4 separate regions of the Homo sapiens genome follow, and regions 1, 3 and 4 are each linked to region 2. Evidence: chromatin contacts called from ENCODE Hi-C or POLR2A ChIA-PET data. All regions are on one chromosome and are shown on one strand. The core of a region is the stretch at or near the end of the contact, and the rest is flanking DNA. Distances in the headings are between cores, read along the strand shown.

Region 1 (3,542 bases), core at 781-3,280, 8.7 Mb after region 2:
TTTTTTTTTAAATACAGGGTCATATTCTGTCACCCAGGCTGGAGTGCAGTGGTGTACTTATGGCTCAATGCAGCCTTGACCTCCTGAGCTCAAGTGATGCTCCCACCTCAGTCTCCTGAGTAGCTGGGACCACAGGCATATGCCACCACACCCGGCTAATTTTTGTATTTTTTGTAGAGCCAGGGTTTCACCATGTTTCTTAGTCTGGTCTCAAACTCCTGGGCTCAAGTGATCCTCCCACTTAGGCCTCTCAAAGCAATGCGATTACAGGTATGAGCCACTGCATCTGGCCCAGGAATAATCTCTAAGATATTTTATAAAGTGAGAAAAGCAGGATGCAAAACTGTGTATACTATGCCTTTTGTTTAAGAAGGAGAGGTCAGGGTAGGAGGAAGACCTACTTTTCACTGTACGCTACTTTGTGTTATTTGAAAATTAAACAGTAGGTACATTGGGATTCCACCTGCAAATCCTACACTTATCCAAGATAACTTCTAGTAACATTGGCTGTGGTTCATTTCATGCTTATTTTAATGTAAATACACGGAATGTATGTATATATTTATGCAGGAACTACAGTCTGGCATATTTTCTTCTCCTCTTTAATAGGTCTTTATTTGTGATCTTTAACAGATCTTTATAAAGCTGTCTTCTCTTTAAATTGCTGTCTCTAGGCTTAGCCATCCCCCCAACCCATACCCCTAATTCTCTAAAACATGCCGTGGGTGGTTCGCCCTGTGTACTGTTGCTTTGGGAAGGATTTCCTTCCCTCATGTCCACTCTCCGCCTTCCCTCATGGCAATCTAGCTATCCCTAGCCCCAGGGCACAGTTGTACCCAGGACTACCAAGATGCTAAGCCTTGCCCGTACAGGACCTAATGTGCCAGTACCCTCTTTCCCTCTCCTCCTCGCCCCCTTCCCTTCCATCTTTAGGGAATTCCTGGCAGGTTGGGTAGGGGATGAATGGTTAAGGGGTATTTTGTGAGCAGCGGAAGACCCAGTGCCAGGGAGGCCAACAGAGGGCCTAGCAATTAGAGAATACTTATATATATTTTTGGTGCCTACCATGTGCCAAGCAATGTATTAAGAAGTTTGCACACATTACATGTATTCCAACAATACTGCAAAGTAGGTTTCTTGGAGGGAACCATGTGTCGTTGTTTGCCTGAAACAGTCATGGTGTTTGCCTGTTGTCCTGGCAAAATTATTAATAGCATCTCCTTTCTCTAGCAAAAGGTTCAGATAAAAAATTGTATAGTGACCTTAACTGTCCCCATCTTATACGTGAGGATATTGAGGCTTAGAGAGGTAAGTTCATCTGCCCAGGGTCACATGGCTAATAAATGATAGGGCTGAGATTAAAACTCTAGTCAGTATGGCTCTGCTAGGGACTGAACTCTGACATGGACATGAATTGTGTCCCCGCAAATTCCTATGTTGATACCCTAACCCCCAATGCGACTGTATTTAGAGACAAAGCCTGTAACAGGGCGATAAAGGCTAACCGAGGTCCAGATTATTGCCTTCTCCCCAGGCCGCCTCTCTTCCACAACCGCCCCCACCCCACTGCAGTCAGGGCCCTTCCTCCTCTGTCACAACAGCTCTGCTAACCCTGCACTATCACTGCCTGCGTCCTTCGCAGCCTCCTGCTGCTGCTCTTCCACCGCTGCGTCCTCGTTGGCTGGCGCTTAATAAAAATTGACTCGGTGAATAAATGAGTGAAACTGTCCTTTTAGGGATGGATGGATGATGTCCTGTTCAAGGCGGTGCCCTTCTCTGGCATTCCCTAACACAAGCTTGACCCGAAGTAGGCGTTCTGAAAAAGGCCGACAGTCGATGGAGGCCAACGCAGCGCCCCTCTCACCTCCTCTCTCCGTCCAGGCCGGGTGACCACGGGCCCGGCCCGCAGAAAGGAGGCGGCGCGGCCGGCAGGGATCAGGACTGGAGGGGGCGGAGCCTCCCTCGCGGCCGGGCCCGGAGTGGGAGGGGCCTCCGGGACCAGGCCTCTAGTGCGCACTCTCGGAAGCGCAGCCGAACCCGCCCTCCGAATCCAGAGAGGCGCTGCTGACACCGCCGCCACACCGCCGCCACACCGCCGCTGCCTCAGTCATGCCGGTGAGTGGTTGCGCCGTCCCCGCCACGCAGACTTGCAGTCCCGGGTTGCTTCTCGGCTGCACAGCCGCTTGACCGGATGCTGATCTTGAAGGGCTCAGGCGGCGGCCGGAGCCGCTGTTGTCCCCTAGCTTACCCCACCCAGCCCCCAGCTTTTGCGACCCTTCAGAAAATGGGATCCGAAGGGAGTTTAATCTGGGAGCCAGGCTTCAAAACGTCGGAGCTGGAAGGCCTCCAGGGGCGACAAGCCCACACCTTCCCTGCGTACACAGAGAAACAGAACCAGAGAGGGGGCAGGGGATGGGGGAGTTGGTGGCCAGCGGGAACTGAGACGCCTAGTCCCTGAGCCTTCCTCCTGGCTGCCCTGCCCGCGGAGCTGGCCTGAAGGAGGGCGGTGGGGAGGCTCTGGACAAGGGAGTGGACCCGGTTATTTCCTCACGGACCGGGCAGGTTTTCAGAGGTTCATGCTTTTCTTAATTTCCCTGCCCACTCTGGCCTACTTTTCAGATCAACTCTGGGCGACACTGAATGGAGACACTTTCTCAGCCTGAACCCATGAGCCCCAGAGAGGTTCAGGAACCCCCCCGCACAGTCACCAGTTGCTCAGTGGCTGTGTCTGGGAAGTCAGTCTTAGCCTGCCTTTGCAGATCACTCAGTCTTATCACATATATTGTTGCTCGTGGCCTCGTTTTTTATATAAAGAATTGAGGCCTTTGGCAGATAAAAATATAAAAAGCCCAGTAACTTATTCCAGGTCGTGTTGAAGTTGGCAGAGCCAGGATTCAGCTCCTTATCCTTAGGCTCCCCATCTCTCCAGGCCTGACCACATGGGAGGTGCCAGGCAAAAGCAGTCACACCGGCTTGGGAAGATGCTCTGATCTCAGTTGCATCTTGGTTAGGGTCATGTGGTGTTTAGCATTTTCTTCAGGGTGCCTAATTCATGGCTCTGGGCCAGGTGGATACCCAGAGGTATCCCACAGTTGCCATGTGTCTTTGCATCCTGTCTTTAGGGAGCTGGCAGGTGAGCCTGAGGCCTCCTGGGCAGAGCCACTGACATCTCAGGTGTCATTTCCTGTGGGTCTTGCCAGGTGCCTTGAGACAAATCCTCCAACAACAAAGTATGGATAAGGAATCTGATAGAATCAGCCCTACCAGTTGGGCAAGTCAGCCTGTGGCAATGGTAGAAGACAGTATTAATTGCCCTGGGGCTTGGGGAGTGAAGGCCACCAGGATTTTTTGTGGGGGGTGGCAATGAGGAAAAGGCTAGCTTGATCATCACTGTATTCTGTATCTTCTGGGGATTTTGACAAAAAACCCTCTGGAGCAGATGATGGGAATGAGGAGGGCACTTGGCACCATGTACCACAAGATAACAGCTGAAGGAAAGAGGGTGTTAGTCAAGGGATTTCCTCAAAACTGGAAAGGGAAGA
Region 2 (3,390 bases), core at 412-2,911:
CTATATGTAATTCACTAGTTGTTTCCTAATGCAAATTAAACAAAACAGTTATTCAAATAAAGTGTTAATCCACATGCTAATGTCATCTTTCACAGCAAAGTCCTCTCATCTGGGATACACAGACCTGTAGCTTGTGACTCACACTCACACGAAGATCAACATGCTAGCAAATTGTCACCTAACAAGCTGCTGCTTGCCCTGGAAGGCTAAGAGAATGGCAGCACCTGTGCTATTAAAGCAGCAACAGAACCTCTTAAGGCACCCTCTCTCTCAGTATGTATCTGTAAGTGGATACCACCAACCAGTTTCTCTTAAGGCACCCTCTCTCTCAGTATGTATCTGTAAGTAGACACCACCAACCAGTTTCACGACACTAGTGAAGGACAGGTGAGGCAAAAATATGCATGAGGCAAAAATATGCATTAGCTGCATCTGAGATTTCCAATCTCAAGGTACCAAGAAGTCCACAAGGACAATCTGAGTCTCCTCCACTACTCTGCTTGCTAACCTCTATTTCCCTTCTACTCAGAGGGAAGAAAGCTACGTAGGATGATGCCAATAGTCATTTTAAGAGTCAAAAGTGCTTAAGTGTTTAAACAGTGTCTTTATAGCCAACACTTACCTTTTTGGCAGAAAAGCTTGGCTGTTTTTGTTTGAGGGGTCCCTTGGTCTTTACAGACTTTTCTGTAGCTCTGTTGACAGTTCCCAAAGCCTTTCTAGTAGCTTTAGGTAAGGCTGGTGGGGCATCGAACGTTTTGCCAAAACGTGGTGTTGAAACTTGAGATCTCCCATCTAAGGCTTTGATTGCTGAAGAAAAAGTCTTACCATAAGAATATTCCAGCAGCAAAATACCTGTACAACTTAAATACTGTGTATATAAACTTGACCTCTCACCCCCAAACCCACCCCCCACTTTTGGTAGTGGCATGGCTATGATAGGCCTAATAGCAGAGATTCAGTAACTTCCTTAAATCATCTCATTAAGATATTAAAAATGAAAAAGGACCAATAACAAACGACTCCAATTGCCCAAAAAGTACACTAAATGTCTCGTCCAGCTCCAGGCCACGTCCACAATACCAGTGTATCCGACTGCAGCCTTGTATACTTACAAGGTCCAGACCCCAGCTTCAGCCCATCCTTAGCAACCACACGGGTGCCTGGTTCTCCATTTTCCTTATCAACATAGATCAGAGTAGCCATTCTGGATTATTCTAAGAATGAGAAATACATATTAGATATTGGGGAAGGTGGGAGAAGCAAAGGTATAGCAACATACCAAACTTTCTATCCTAGGAGTGTCCACACAAAAAACAAGAGCTAAACAGCGGAACAGTCACGGGCGTGAGCCAACAAGTACTTAATCCAGCTCTCAAATCTTCCAGCCTGAGTCAGAGGCTCTAAGGTCCCGAGCAGCGCGCGGTTTGGGGCTGGCACTCATCAGACAGTTGCCGTTGGTCCAGTTAGCAGTCCGAGACCACGCTCAAACGGGCTCGGAGCCATCTAAGCCCCGGGCAGTCCCCCAACCCCAGCCCCAGCTTCAGCCCCAGCCGCAGCCGCAGCCCGCCTCCTTCCCCGCCGGAGCCGGCTCAACTAACCACCCGCGACCCTCCCATTCACTCACGCAGGTCTTAACAGCCGCATTCATCTGAGGCCGCGGTGAACGGACGCGGCGCACTCCTGGTTTAAACCACAACTCGCGGCCCAATTGGCTCTTCCGCCCAGGAGGCGGGGCCGTGGGCGTGGTCACCAAGTAGAACCAATGGAAAGGACCTAAGCAGCCAGGGCTCCGCCCCAAAAGCTCTTTCTTGCAAACTTTGTGGCACGTTTTCTGGGAAGAAAAAACTAGGATCGTGTAATATTAAAAAATAAATCGAGAGGCTTTTTTTTTTTGCTCTCCATATTATTAAGCTGCATGGACTGAGGTACTGACTCAATAACAATGGTTTATTGCTTTAAGATATTTTTATTTAGATGACCCTGTAAAAAGGATGGAAAATAAATAGAAATATTGAAGAAATAGGGGAAACAACCAATGTTGGGTCTAAAGAATACTAGCAGAGAAGAATTTAAAATTAAGAAGAAATGTAAGTACAGGTAGATCAAACAGCAGCGTTTGAGTCATTCTCTTATGCTTATGATTAAGAACGAACTGATCGTTCCCTAATCTTAGGACTATCCTCAATACTTCAGGCTAAGACACTGTTTCTATTATACCATCACGAATCTGTCTTAGGAACAAAATTATGATTCTAATGAATACATAATTTAGTCTTCCCTTAAAATTCTATCCTTTGATAGTGATTTATTTTAAACCTCTAACATCTCAATAATATATTAACCAAAGTTGCCTGGAAGGGCTTGGCCAGGGAGCAAGAGAATATCAGAGAGATAATAAAGATATAAAAAAGGAATTCCAATTTCCCAGATATGAAAAGAAATTTTGCTTGAAAAAGTTGACGACCTTTTCCTGTTTCTATAGTAAAATGGAATACATTGAACAACTACAAGATGAAGATATAAATTAAAACATAAGGCTGACCTGTGTCATTCAAACTCCGCTTCCCACAGTTCACCATATATGCATTTTAAGCTGCAGATCAGCTGAGAGAGAGGAGTTGATTCCATATTACTCTTTCACGAAAGGCTTGACACTATACCTGACATAGACATGGTTCTCAATATATGCCAGTTCATCATCTCTTTTTCCCTGGCATTTCAGGACCAATATTGATTGAATGATTCATTCATTCACAAATATTTATTGAATACCTATTAAATGCTGGACATTATACTAGGTTATAAGAAAAGAGCCTAACTTAAGGTGAAGAAAAGAGGAAAGACAGAAAAATATGCATACCTTTATTGTCCCTTCACTGTTCTTTTTCCTTTATCCCCATCCTTTATTTCCTCCTGTATCTCCTAAATTTTACATCATCATATTATATTATCAGCACTCAAAGTGTTAATTTTTAAGACTAAATCTGCACAACACCTATAGCTTCCAAGTGGGGATTCTCTATCTACAGAGGTTTTGAGGTGCAAGGTTTGTCTTAGGATGTCTTCTTTTTTTCACCAACAGAAAGCATTGTTTCTCCTAAGGTCATGCAGCAGCTGTAAACCATAACCACCCTCTCTGAATAACCACTGTTTTCTTACTAATGATGCCCTCAGACCAGCTTTGCTATTCCTATTACTGGAAATACTCAATTGCTAAACCACCCTCACTCATAACAGCACTTAGTCCCTAATCAGTTTCTCCCAATCCTTCTTTACAAACAGCAACCCATCCAGAACCAATCCCGGCTTTCCTAGACCTTCCTCAGAACCCTCCAGAGGGACCTCAAGTCTTAGAAAAGATTCAACTGTCTTGTCCTGCGCTTTCTGATT
Region 3 (3,623 bases), core at 834-3,333, 6.2 Mb after region 2:
ATGTCAAGCACTATTTTAGAATGGGCTACAGCTATTCTAAAGGAGAGTTTGCACTAGGGTAGGACACTCCCCCTTGACCTGGAGCTGTGTCCAGTATGGAGCCTCCACAGCTAGGGATGCTACAAGGAACTCTGGACTCAAGACAGAAAAAAAGAAGGGACCGTTGTATTCCTCATTGATTAACTGATAGTATCACAGAATGTTAGAACTGGACCAATAATCATGGTTTACAGACCAAGAAAGTAAGGCTCAGAAAAGGAGATGAAAGGTGATCAAGGACACACACAGTAAGTTAGTGGTAGAGCTGAGGTCAGAACCCTGGAACTCCTGACTCTGATGCTGGTACTGAATAGGAACAGAGGAAAGAGATTTCATGAACGGAAAATCCATACAGATACAGAATTTCAGGGAGAGAGGTCTAAGCTAGCTGTCAGGGTTTGAACCAGGGGTTTAGGAAAGAGATGGAAACCTTAGTTTCTAAACAGTAAGCTCTACCAGAAAGATCAATGAGACCCTCTGGGATGCTTTGCAGCAATTAACAGAGTTACAGGCGGAGCTCAAATTGGTCAGCTCTGTAGCAAAGAGCCCTCTGTGCTCCAGATGCCAGACTGCCTAGACAGCAGCCTGATACTGGGAAGAATAAGGAAAACCATCAATCTCAGAAAAGCCAGCCTCTTTCGTCGAGGCCAGCCAACAGTCAGTCAAGTCTGACCCTGATACACAAATTATCCACTTCTCATGGGACCAGAGAAATCCCGTAAGAAAGCCTGAAATGTTCCACTATATGAAACAGTCTAAGCAATACACTCACTAGCACCTCCTGGGAGGGTGGGAGTGATGTGACAGAGCTTCTGCTATGAGGGAGCTGCTAGTCTAAATGCGTGCACGCACACATACACACAAACATACGTGGGTAAGTTCAAAGGAGGCAGAAACCATTCCGATCCCAGTTTTGGCTGCAATAAACACTACAACTAACCAGACTAGACAAGTTCAGAAGAGATAGGGAAGGCTTCTGGTGTTCCATCCTCAGGACACTGGGCACCAATAGCCTCTGGGACATTTTGGGGGTCCCCCCACCAGAGCCCCACCTCTGGACTCCCATAAGGTCAAAGGCAGCAGGTCCCTCAAGGACCAGGAGCTTACCCCCTTCTCCACCCCCAGGGGCTTGAAGCTTTAAAGGGAGCATGATCTTTACATTCTGCAAGGAATCCACAGGATCTGAGAAAGGAAAAGGCTAGAGTTGGGGCGGGGGTGTTGAATAAATGGGGAGAGGAGGAAGGCCCGGGTGTCTCGTTGGGCAGATGAGAAATCAGGAAAAGGGCTGACCTGAGCAAAGAACACTGGGATCAGCAGGTAGGGGTTGTGGGGGGGGGGGGGTGGGAGGAGGGAAGCAGAGAGGACCTGGACACCAAATAGAAGAACCAGAATCTTCATTCCTATTGGCACAAGGCAGGAGTCATCCTGGGATACAGGGATGCAGATAGGATCCTTCAAAAGAGATCCGCTGGAAGACGTCAAGGAATACCAGACGGGGACAGAAAGGAAGGTGGTAACATGTGGTGAGAAATAGCGTCCTGAGTGCTAGTTCGGACTCAGTCTCTGACTGGCGTGGGACCCTGGACAAGTCCCGACAGGACTTAATTTTCCCATCCGGAAAATGGGAAGAGCTGAAGAGTCTCGGAGCTGACTCTGAGGAGGCAGACAGCAGAAGGTGGAGGAAGGAACCACAGGCTAAAAGTGAATTCGGGAAGGGGGTGTTCCCGGCCTGTAGCAACGGGGGGACTCACCTGTCCCGCCGCCGGCGCCACCGCCGCCCCCGATCCCCCAGGGGTGCCGTCGGGCTGCCGCTCGCGGTACAGCGCCCAAAGCCCCACGTTGGGCAGGAGGACCAGGGCCGCCAGCACCAGCGCCACCGCCTGCAGGAGCCGCTTCTCCTTCCGCCTCATCGGGGCCGGTCAGCCCCGCCGCGCCCCGCCGGCCCCGCCGCGCCGCCCCCAGCTCCGCGCGTCCGCCCGTCCGCCCGGCGGCGGCAGCAGCTCAGCCAGCAGAAGCGGCTGCGGCGCCGGCCCCGCTCCAACTCCGCGGCACTTCCGCCGCTCGCCGGCCGGGGAGCTGGGCGCCGCCACCACGCCGCCGCCACGAGGGGGTCGTCGCCGCCGCCACCGCCCCCGGGCCCCGCCGAGCCGCCCGCCCCGCGCCGCCTGCCCCCGCGTCGACCGCCGAGTCTCTGCGCTGCAGGCTCGGCCCTCTCACGGAGCGTCTCGGCCCGCCCGGGCGCTGCAGGATGCCGGGCCGGAGCGCTTCCCCCCTCTCGAGCCGCGATGGTCCGTCCCACTCCTCGGCGGCTCCCCCGCCCTCTGGAGCTTTGCGAAAGTCCCGGAGTTGGCGAGTTGGGCGCTAACTGGTGCGGGCTGGGCACCGCTGGGTGGGGTGCATGTCCGCTCGCCCGGGTACCCTGCCGCCCCGCCCGGCAACCTCCGCCCGGGACTGCAGCCGAACCTTTGCTGCCTCCCTGGGGATATGCAAATAGTGCTGGGGCCCCGCCGGGCGTTCTGAGCCTGGAGCCCCCGGGGCTGTCACTTCCAGCCCACCTAGGCTCGGCCCCCAGGACCTGCGGACCTACTTTGACCCCGGCGACTCGGTGTTCCCGGCCATGAAACGGGGCCACAGCCGTGCTGCACGCTCACTGTTCCGCGGGCGGGCCCTGGTTTTCTTCCTCTAGGGGGGCCCTGGCGTTAGGTGTGAACGCCCTCTGCAAACTGTAGGGAGCTGTGCCCGGCCGCCGCCCGTCTGTAGATCCTGCAAACCGGCGGGTGGGTAAGTGACGGTAGCCTCTCTGCAGCACCTTTCCTCACGCAAGTCCAACCCCCTTGGAGTTAGAATGCCCTGCATTCTCACGCGTGCTTTTGGATCCTAAGCGCACTGAGCCCTTCCCGGAAAGCTCTCAGCAAACCGTTGGCGAGCGCCACTATGTGCCAAACACTGTGCCAGGCTCTGGGATGAAATGAAAACAGACCTGAGCCCTGACGTCTGGGAGCTGAAACATGAAACACGTAATTTCACTAGACCAGGCAATGTGTCTGTAACTGTGGCGAGGGCTTTGACAGAGGAGTCGGGCTTCTGGGCGATGCGGAGGGCCGTGGAGCCGGACTCCGACGGTGATGCCAGCCAGCGGCTCCTCCTCGGGGCGCTCGACGCTGGTCACTTAGCTGCCTCCTCCCTGATGCGGTGGAACGGAGCACCCCCTTGGCTACCTTACTCTCTGCCACCCCCACATTCGTCCTCTTGATTCTCTGCTTCTCTAGCTCAGCCGCTGACCTTCGTGCCTAGCTGCCACTAGTCCTTGACCAGCGTTCTGGCAACTCTTGCCTCCAAGTTCTTCCAGCTCCAGGCTGAGCGATGGGGATTCAGTTTTCTGACATCACAGCTCAGTTCTTGATTTCTGCAGCAAAACCTTCAAGGCTTCCATCACCTCGGCTCTAGAGTCCATCATGCTCCTCTCCTATGACCTGCTAGGGCTGATCAAACGTTCTGTCTCCTGCCGTGCCCTGCCCTGCCCTGCCCTGAGCTTCGCTTAGCCTGTTGCAGGCTTTGTGTTTTCCTTCTTGTGCTGTTGACCA
Region 4 (3,678 bases), core at 751-3,250, 9.2 Mb after region 2:
GGAATACTGGCGCACACCACCACGCCCAGCTAATTTTTGTATTTTTGCAGAGATGGGGCTTCACCATGTTGCCCAGGCTGGTCTTGAACTCCTGAGCTCAAGCAATCTGTCCACCTCAGCCTCCCAAAGTCCTGGGATTACAGGTGTGCACCACCGCACCTGGTCTTGGGTTTTTTTTAAATTGACAAACCATAGTTGTATACATTTATGGGGTACACTGCAATGTGAAATGTATTCTCTTAGTTGTTTTGAAATGCACACAGTTCCTGACTTACAATGGTTTGACATACCATTTTTCAACTTTACAATCGTGCCTAAGTGATAAATATTCAGTAGAAACTGTACTTTTAGTATCCATACTGTTTTTCACTTTCAGTACAGTCTTCAGTAAATCACATGAGACATTCAACACTTTATTATGAAATAGGCTTTGTGTTAGATGATATTGCCCAACTGTAGGCTAATGTAAATGTTCTGGGCATGTTTAAGGTAGGCTAGGCATGTTTAAGGTAGGCTAGGCTATGATTCTCAGGTTAGCTGTATTAAATGCATTTTCAACTTATGATGGGTTTATCAGAACATAACCTCATGGAAAGTTAAGGAGCTTCTGTATATAATACATTACTGACGATAGTCACCCTGGTGTGCAATAAATCTCAAAGCCTATTCCTTAGCAGAACTTGGTGGCCCACACCTGCAGTCCCAGCTACTCAGGAGACTGAGGTGGGAGGACTGCTTGAGCCCAGGAGTTTAAGGCTGCAGTGAGCTACAATCGCCCCACTGCACTCCAGCCTGGGTGACAGAGTGAGACCCCACCTCTACTCTCAACTTCTGTAAGTTCAACTTGGTTAGAATCCGCATATAAATGAGATAATAAAACAGAACTACCATATGAGCCATTATCCCACTTCTGGGTATATATCCAAAGGAACTGAAATCAACATTTCGAAGGGCTATCTGCACTCCCATATTCATTGCAGCATTACTCACAATAGCTAAGATATGGAAATAACCTAAGTGTCCATCAACAGACACTTGATGGATAAAGAAATTATCCATCAACAGACACTTGATGAAGAAATTATCCATCAAATTGAATGCATAAAGAAAATGTGGCATATATACACAACAGAATACTATTCAGCCTTTAAAAGGGGGAACATCTTGTCATTTGCAACAACATAGATTGAATCTGAAAGACATTGGGCTAGCTGCAATAAGCCAGGAACGAGGCTTTTTCAGGTGAAGGGATTACAGAACTTCCCTTTCCCAGGGATCTGCAGCACGGTGTGAATGAGAAGTGAAGGAAGAAGCGGTGTCAATGAGAAGTGAAGGAGGAAGCTTGGAGGGTACGGGGACTGTTGTCTCAGTGGCTCATAACCAAGGGCAGCGGGGTCACAGGCCTGGGTATTTGTCACCAGATGGGCAAATCTGGATCCTCTGGCCTGGAAAAGCTCTCAAACCCTCCCAACTCTCAGGAAGACCTCAGGGCATTCGAGCAGGGGAAGAGATGAGGCAGCAGGCCTTATCATGGGGGACATAAGGAGTGGGGGTCAGGAGTAAGGTGCAGGGTTAACAGGACTGAATCTCTGGGGGCAATGCCTTAGTTTTAAGGCTGTCTGCATTTTCACTCCGGCGCTTGGAGGGAGGGCAGGAGAGTGCAGACGTGAGATTAATCTCTCCAAAAAGGGCCTGGAGCAGAACAAGTCTTTAGAGGCCACCCTCATTGTACAGACCAGAATCCCATAATTAGTTACTTTGGAAGGCTCTAGTGCAGAGAACCAATTCTAGAGAACGGAGTGGCCACCCCCATATCTCAGCCAGACCCGCACACCCGTAGCTGGGCCAGGAGGCTGCAAACAGACTCTTAAAAGAGGGTGCACTCACCTTTTTCAGGTGGGCTTGCGCAGGGGCCGCGAGAAGCAAGCCCAGGGCGATCAGGAGGGGAGCCTGCATCAGGGACTGCATCGGGAAGGGTGGGTCAGGGCGGAGTTAACTGCAAGGTCTGTGGCGGCAGAGGTGCCTTTAAATGCCTTCCAGTATTGGTTACGCAAAGAAGCTGAGTCCAGTCACTGGCAGGTTCGCCCTGCCCCGTCCCGGCCAGAGACTTCCCGGCCGAGAATTGGACCGATTCCTCCCGGCTCCGCCCCCTCGCTCTTTTCATTGGAGCCTGTCTCTCTAGCGTAGGTGTCAAGGCCTTCCCTCTCTGGGGCGTAGGCGGAGTTGGAAGAGAAAGGGGCGGAACTGAGCGCGGCGGGGCTGAAGGCGGCTGGAACGGAAGGGAGCTTAGCACGAGGTTGGGGCGGGATCACGAGGGCGGGGCGGAGCTGCGCGCGCGGGAGGGGCGGGGGCGTGGCGCGAGGAGGGGCCGAGCGGAGTCGGGGGCGGGGCGGAGCAGAGCTCCTGGGAAGGGCGGGGCCGGGCAGGGGATGGGGCGGAGCTGTGGTTTGTGAACTCGTGCCGGGGCCGTCACCTTTGGAAGGACCTTTGGGAAACCGCGGATTCAGTGTTTTCATCCCCAAGTCCTTCCGGACAAAAATGTCAGACTCTCTGCCATGTTACGCTTCCCCATATGTGTGTCTTTTTTTTTTTTTTTTTTGCTTTGAGACGGACTCTCGCTCTGTCGCCCGAGCTGGAGTGCAGTGGCGCGATCTCGGCTCACTGCAACCTCTGCCTCCCAGGTTCAAGCGATTCTTCCGCCTCAGCCTCTCGACTAGCTGGGACTACAGGCACGCGCCACACGCCCAGCTAATTTTTGTGTTTTTAGTAGAAACGGGGTTTCACCGTGTTGTCCAGGACGGTCTTGATCTCTTGACTTCACGAATCCGTATCTTTTTAATAATTATAACCGTTATAAAAACTAACATTTAGTAACTGCTTGAAAGCATGCTAAGGACGCACAAGGGAATGCTTTTTTTTTTTCTTCCCCAATTTTAGCACTGAGGAAACTGATACACAGTGAGGTTAGCTCTGCCAAGGTCGCACAGCTAGGAAGGAATAGAGCAAGACTTCTTTTTAGACACCCCATCAGCCAAGATTTTGTCAGGTTAATATACTAGTTGGAGATTTGCTTTTAGAAAAAACAGGGATGTTGTTACCAATACCGCCAATTTACCACAGGATTGTAAACTACACAAGGGGTGGCATCATGATGCAGGCACTCATTTATACCCAGTGCCTGATGCATAATAGACAATCTGTTGAGTACATGAATGCATGTGTAGAATTTAAAACTCACCTGATCATCTTTTTTAAAGTAAACTTTTTATTTTGGTTTACAGAAAAGTTGCAAAAATACTACAAAGTTCTGTTCGTTTCCTCTATTGTTGATAAGACACCCGTGGCCTGGCCGGGGGTTCAGACTGCAGACCCAGAGCTTGTGCTTGTGCATAACTGGGGGGCACTGCCAGCGACAAGGAGGTGGCAAAAGAATAAAAAATTAAAAAATTTTTTTTAAATCTGAGGGCATGACATTGGTACACTATTATTAACTAAGCTCCATACTTTACATAATGATCCTCCCATTCTGATCAACTCTTCCCTTTCACCTAGCCCAACTGAGGTAGGAGAATAGAGTCTGCAGGCAGGGAACCTAAGGCCATTTCACGCTGACTTCCTAGAACTAAATCGAAAGGAAAACCCTAACTTTCCACACCTAAGTAACAAGAGGACCAGAGG

What was found. A loop is a pair of places that touch in the nucleus more often than their neighbours do. ChIA-PET counts read pairs that join two places held with the same protein, here RNA polymerase II (POLR2A). Pooled maps may share reads with other maps.
Region 1: a pooled map shows a loop between it and region 2 (4-fold over the local background). The contact joins the promoter of ATOX1 here to the promoter of PTTG1 in region 2. A Hi-C loop is called at or near these places in 3 of 50 pooled maps. POLR2A ChIA-PET finds 5 or more read pairs at or near these places in 3 of 52 experiments (PC-9, activated B cell and activated naive CD4-positive, alpha-beta T cell).
Region 3: a loop to region 2 is called in a map of naive thymus-derived CD4-positive, alpha-beta T cell, with 5 times the contacts of the local background. The contact joins the promoter of GALNT10 here to the promoter of PTTG1 in region 2. A Hi-C loop is called at or near these places in 1 of 168 maps with a recorded cell type or tissue (naive thymus-derived CD4-positive, alpha-beta T cell) and 6 of 50 pooled maps. POLR2A ChIA-PET finds 5 or more read pairs at or near these places in 1 of 52 experiments (activated B cell).
Region 4: a loop to region 2 is called in a map of CD8-positive, alpha-beta T cell, with 7 times the contacts of the local background. The contact joins the promoter of GM2A here to the promoter of PTTG1 in region 2. A Hi-C loop is called at or near these places in 2 of 168 maps with a recorded cell type or tissue (CD8-positive, alpha-beta T cell and naive thymus-derived CD4-positive, alpha-beta T cell) and 4 of 50 pooled maps.

Annotation. Positions count from the first base shown.
Region 1 is chr5:151,757,119-151,760,660 of GRCh38, reverse strand. ATOX1 (antioxidant 1 copper chaperone) reads left to right here and starts at 2,030. Exons shown (of 4, transcript NM_004045.4): 1 at 2,030-2,115. The coding sequence starts at 2,110. It overlaps ATOX1-AS1 (ATOX1 antisense RNA 1), which reads right to left. Exons shown (of 4, transcript XR_007059008.1): 4 at 2,301-2,372. RefSeq lists a silencer at 1,842-2,091 and an enhancer at 2,862-2,991.
Region 2 is chr5:160,420,126-160,423,515 of GRCh38, reverse strand. It overlaps PTTG1 (PTTG1 regulator of sister chromatid separation, securin), which reads right to left and starts at 1,661. Exons shown (of 6, transcript NM_004219.4): 1 at 1,625-1,661; 2 at 1,113-1,214; 3 at 623-807. The coding sequence starts at 1,203. RefSeq lists an enhancer at 856-1,412 and silencers at 1,507-1,666, 1,767-1,826.
Region 3 is chr5:154,189,193-154,192,815 of GRCh38, reverse strand. It overlaps GALNT10 (polypeptide N-acetylgalactosaminyltransferase 10), which reads right to left and starts at 2,083. Exons shown (of 12, transcript NM_198321.4): 1 at 1,791-2,083. The coding sequence starts at 1,949. LOC124901118 (a long non-coding RNA gene) reads left to right here and starts at 2,737. Exons shown (of 2, transcript XR_007059010.1): 1 at 2,737-2,820. RefSeq lists silencers at 1,788-1,847, 1,918-1,997, 2,088-2,197, 2,208-2,307, 2,398-2,487 and an enhancer at 2,708-3,623.
Region 4 is chr5:151,251,507-151,255,184 of GRCh38, reverse strand. GM2A (ganglioside GM2 activator) reads right to left here and starts at 2,000. Exons shown (of 4, transcript NM_000405.5): 1 at 1,888-2,000. The coding sequence starts at 1,968. RefSeq lists a silencer at 2,040-2,389.